Regions from separate parts of the Homo sapiens genome. Here region 1 is linked to region 2. The links are chromatin loops, found by intact Hi-C in ENCODE. Cell type or tissue: heart right ventricle. All regions are shown on one strand. Links, peaks and the distances in the headings refer to the core of each region. The heading gives the core; the rest is flanking DNA. Region 1 overlaps SLC27A6 (solute carrier family 27 member 6). Region 2 overlaps LOC105379168 (a long non-coding RNA gene).

Region 1 (2,818 bases), core at 277-2,776, 54 kb before region 2:
TTCTCCTGCCTCAGCCTCCTGAGTAGCTGGGATTATAGGCACGCACCACCAAACCTGGCTGATTTTGATTTTGTATTTTTAGTAGAGATGGGCTTTCACCATGTTGGTCAGACTGGTCTCGAACTCCTGACCTCAGGTGATCCACCTGCCTTGGCCTCTGAAAGTTCTGGGATTACAGGCATGAGCCACCGCGCTGGCCCCCTTTAAGTTTTATAGAAAGTGTTATGTATGCCGATAGATAAAATACATAGCTCATGTGAACTTTTATTATCTTACCTACATACTATGATATCCATACATGGTATCTGTTTTACTTTTCAGGACATTTCTAAATTTCTACTTGTATTTAGTAGAATAGACTGTTTGGCTTTTTGTTTTTTTTTTCTTTTTCATTCCTAGACTCAGCTAGATCAACAATTACTTCTGTTACAAAAGAAAATAATTGATTTTAATAGGAAGTTTAAATGGCTTCATGGTTCAGTAGCTAGAAAAGGCAGTGTTCTAAGCACTGATAATGCGTGGTTTCTTCTTTACTGGCCATGGAGGCACTGACTCTGGGGTTTTTATTTATAATATCTGTTGAACATGTATTTACTGAAAGGGAATGATGCTTGAATACTGTCAGGAGCAAAAATAATGTAAAGAAAGGATATGCCTCCTTACAGAAGGGGCAAGTCTGAATGTGAGAAATACACATCATGATATCAGGTAAACATGGGCTCAAATCCTAACTCTGTCATTAACTTACTGCTAACACATAGTAATGATAATGATATTTTGGTCAATGAGGGACTGCATATACAACAGTAGTCCCATAAGATCATACCACTATGTTTTTACTGTACCATTTCTGTTTTCACTTAAAAATACTTACCACCATTGTGTTCCAATTGCCTACGATATTCAGTACAGTAATATCCTGGTACAAGTTTGTAGCCTAGGAGCAATAACCCATACCACAGCGCCTAGGTGTGTAGTAAACTATGTCATCTAGGTTCGTGTAGGTACACTCTATGATGTTCACACAACAACAAAATCACCTAACACATTTCTTTTGTTTGTTTGTTTGCTTTTGTTTTTTGGAGTCTCACTCTATTCCCCAGACCGGAGTGTAGTTGCACGATCTCAGCTCACTGTAATCTCTGCCTCCTGTGTTCAAATGATTCTCCTGCCTCAGCTTCCCAAGTAGCTGGGATTACCAGTGTCTGCCACCACACTCGGCTAATTTTTGTATTTTTAGTAGAGACGGGGTTTTGCCATGTTGGCCAGGCTGGTCTCAAACTCCTGACCTCAGGTGATCTGCCTGCCTCAGCCTCCCAAAGTGCTGGGATTACAGGCGTGAGCCACCACGCCTGGCCCGTCTAACACATTTCTAAGAAAAGTATCCTTGTCATTAAGTGATTCATGACTGTATATACTAGCTAACATCAAATAAGGTTGTAGCTGCAAAATCCAAATGAGATCCCTTATTAAAAGCCCCAGGATTACTCTATAATCATAATAGCAATCATTTAAATACAATAAGATCTACTTAGTACATACCAGGCACTCAGCTAGCCACTTTACAAAAGATGTGTCATTTAATCCTCAGAATTATACTGTGAATCAGATGGTATCATCACCATTTTACAACTAAGTTCAGTGAGATCCAGGGTAACTGATGATATTATCTTTAACCATACAGCCAGGAAGTGGCAGACCATACATGGAATTTGGGTCTGTCTGGCTTACCTCCGTCTGAACCACATGATTCATCTTTCTACCTCAATATACTCTCCCTGGGGGTATAATGATTTAATAGTACACCATCAGAAACATCCAATGAGAATCCAAGAAATCTGAAATTTAATGTGCTAAAAAGAGTATGTTTATATTGTTCACAAATGAGACTCCAGATGCCAACAACACAGTATTTTAAGTATAAAAGTGACTATGATCTAAGCTACATCTTATTACAAAATCTGTTAATCAAAATAGAATTTTTCCATCTTTGGAAAACATATATCTCATTTATATTTGAAGGTATGCCAGAAAGAATGGGTGACTTCTCCAGTGACCTACTTACCGAGCCAATCAACTAAATAGTCTTGGCTTAAAACTTCAGTATCCCAAAGTGGCTTTTTTAAATACAAAAAACTGACTGTTGGTGTTAAAAACAAAAATAAGAAAACAATGCAATTAGTTATTGGCAAGCAAAGTAAAAGCTGGCACAAGTAAAACTGCAAAATTAATTGGTCCTAGTTAAACAACAATTCGGTCAACAGAAAAGCCTGAATGCTCTATCTTGAGAAGTAGCCAGTCCTATGTACTTTAAGACGAATCTCTCAGGAAACCGGCTTTGGAATGTCTCCATTTTTTCAGGGACACTGTGGCCCTCTTGGTTGGCCCTTGTAAACAGAACTTACGGCCTTATCAATTATTAGCAAAACTTGGAGTTTACATTTGCTCCTAGACCCTTTCCTCCCGTAATGAAAACAAGATTAAAATGAGTGCTCAGAAGTAAACCTTTGTGTTTTTATTGTTCCAAGATAGCTGAATAGGAACAGCACCAGTCTATAGCTCCTAGCGTGAGCGACGCAGAAGACAGGTGATTTCTGCATTTCCAACTGAGGTACCGGATTCATCTCATTTGGACTTGCTGGACAGTGGGTGCAACCCACAGAGTGTGAGCAAAGTAGGACAGGGCATCGCCTCACCTGGGAAACACAAGGGGTCAGGGAATTCCCTTTCCCAGCCAAGGGAAGCTGTGACAGACGGTACCTGGAAACTCGGGATACTCTCACTCTAATACTGCACTTTTCCAATGGTCTTAGCAAAC
Region 2 (2,818 bases), core at 176-2,675:
TGCAAAATATCTTATCCAGCTGTAGAAAACAAATAACATTTTATGAATGCATTTTTAACTAGGCTTTTACTGACTTAATTTTATGTTTCTGGGGTTGTATTTTTTCTTTCTACTTTTTCTATGAACATTTGAATAATCTTACTATATTTTATATAGACTTATTTAAATTATTTGGAGTCAAAGCTCAGTATAAATAATAAAATAATTAATCCAGGTACTGTATTGAACTGGTTTACAAATATACATAGAACTGAGAATATTTTGACCTTCTTCATGATCACATCACAAATTTTCCTCCACCTCCCACTTTTAAGTCATTTTTCCATTTTTATAAAGACAAAATAATTATAAATATAATCTGCTCCAGTATATATATCTGACACTAAATTACTAAGTAGCACATTTAAAAGCTTGTTTTCATTTTATAATTTACAGAAACAGGCTTGATAGTGTTTATTCCTTAAAACTGTTAATAGTTTGTTTATAGTAATTTTTAAGGTTTTTCCTCAAAAACAAACATAGTAAAATGAAAATAATCATTTGTAAGTAAAAGCGAGTATATTAACAATTTTTTCAATCATTCCAAACAATGTGTATTAGGATCACTTAAGAAATGGATTATTAATGTACACGGAAGAGTTTTGCTACCCTGAAATACACATTTGACTTTTTTTGCTTTTCCTTGAATTTTAAAAATTGAATGTCTTGAGGCATTCTGAATTAAACAAGAGTAATTGCTATGTACGAATTATTTGCCTAAAATGGTTACTTACTTCTTTGCAAATTCACATGGAATTTACTGAGCACAAATTAATTAAGTAATACATCTCATTTCATGTCTCGTGTTCCTGATATTTTATTCCCATTTAGAAAGAACTTAGGTGATAAAGAAATTTTCCTCTGGTAAAATCTAGAATGAGTACCCAAAATACACAATGACCATATCCCTATACATTGGGGGAGTTCTGCCATTAACTGTGTAACTAGCCAAAGGTGAAATTGAAGGACAGAGACACAAGGCTGGGCCTGAGCTACTGGACAATGGACCTCACTCTTCAGGCAGACCAGTGGTTCTCAATTAGGGAGATTTTGCCCTGACGCATATTTGGCAATCCCTGCACACATTCTTGATTGTCACAATTAAGGTGCCAAGTGGTAGAGTGGCAGGGCTTGGGAAGAGTAATTGAGAGGGAGGTACACTACTAGCATCTAGTGGGTAGAGACCAGGCATGTTGCTAAGCATGCTACAATACACAGGACAGTGCCCCACAACAAAGAATTATTCTGCCCCAAATATCAATAGTGCCCAAGTTGAGATTCTGATGCAGACAGAAAATAAACTGCTCTATCCAAATTCTCTGTTTTCTGCTTCTAATGAAAATCATTATCTATTGAATTCCAGGCAGCATGCCAGGGCTTTGACACTGAGTCATTTTCTCTTTTAACTTTATTTACATAATATCAGCTCACCTTTATGTTATTTATTCTAGTTAGGTGTTTTTCAGAATAATTACAATAATTTGCCCAAGTTTACACAACTAGAAAGTTACCAAGCCTGGATATGGACCCATATCCAGACTGACTCCTAAGTCTGTGCTTGTTTCATTGTATTCCACTGTCTCTTTCCTGGTTTATGACCACATTGTATGACTAATGGATTCACATGTTTGTGGATAGCACAGCTAAGAACATTGGAAATAAACATGGATTTAATGGTAATCGAATTAGTCATGGGAAATGGCTGTTACTCTCAAACAATTGCCCTTGAAAGTTTGTCATTTTAAGTTAGAAATCTAAGAGAATACATAAAAATATGAAGAATTAATACTTATTTCTTCAATTTTCTCTGCTAAATGGATTTGAATGACTCATGAATTTGTTTCTAAGAGTCATAAAACTGTGCTAAATTGACATATGCTTTTAGAACTTTTAGACATTTAAATAAAACATTTGTAAGACAGTTGACACTTGAACAACATGGGTTTGAACTGTGCTGGTCCACTTTATACCTGGATTTTTTTCAACCATGCGCTCAGATGAAAATGCATTCTTTGCAGGATGCAAAACCTGCCTTATATAGAGGGTGTGATTTTTTTCCATAGATGGATTTCACGGGGCTGGCTGCAGGACTTGAGTATGTGTGAATTTTGGTATGTGTGGGGGTCCTAGAACCAATCCCCTGCTTATACTGAGAGACAGCTCTATATGATGATTCCATACCTAGGATATCTTTATTTCATCTCTGACTACCAAATTATAGATTTAGGCAAGATGATGCTCTACACAGATTGGACAGAATGATGCTCTACACAGAACTGATCTCAAAAAAAATTTTTTTTCCCATAAGTCTGACTATTCCTACATATCCAAAGTAATTTCTAAATTATACATGATAGCACATACACAAAAATTATTTAATTTGGTGTCATCTATTGCGTCATCTGCCACAATACTTCTTGTATATGAAAATATAAAAGCTGACATTTTTGTTCAGAAAAACTCACTTTTATTTATACCATGAACCCAAATCTGACTAGTTATAGGAAAATAAATACGCCTCACAAGCAGGGAAAAAGGTAAAAGCAGAAGGATGAGCCAGATATGAGAATATTTCTAGTTGTTTGTTAAAAGGGAGCTCAAATTAGAAAAACCAACCTTGAGAAGGAAATACAAGTGAAGTGGAAGTGGAAAGAGAAAAGCTCTTTCCAGCTGATGCTAAGCATATTTGAAACTGGGGGATACTACAGTTCCATTGCTATGCAACTGGCATTTTGTTAAAATAGAGGGCCATAAAAATAGAATTATGCTGTATTTCCAT

Evidence for each region. Peaks named below come from ENCODE experiments on the same cell type or tissue, not always from the same donor. Only the 100,000 strongest peaks of a DNase experiment are listed, where the experiment ranks them.
Region 1: a loop joins it to region 2, with 1.8 times the contacts of the local background. A loop is called at or near these places in 8 of 110 quality-filtered maps.

Annotation. Positions count from the first base shown.
Region 1 is chr5:128,973,609-128,976,426 of GRCh38, reverse strand. The region is part of intron 1 of SLC27A6 (solute carrier family 27 member 6); the gene reads right to left. Among named protein-coding and RNA genes, the nearest start is that of SLC27A6, 9.5 kb to the right of the region's middle. In heart right ventricle, for the core only: no CTCF peak of the experiment used is centred there; no DNase peak of the experiment used is centred there.
Region 2 is chr5:128,919,362-128,922,179 of GRCh38, reverse strand. All of the region lies in intron 6 of LOC105379168 (a long non-coding RNA gene), which reads right to left. Among named protein-coding and RNA genes, the nearest start is that of SLC27A6, 45 kb to the left of the region's middle. In heart right ventricle, for the core only: no CTCF peak of the experiment used is centred there; a DNase peak (open chromatin) is centred at 1,117; H3K27ac peaks cover 1,640 bases.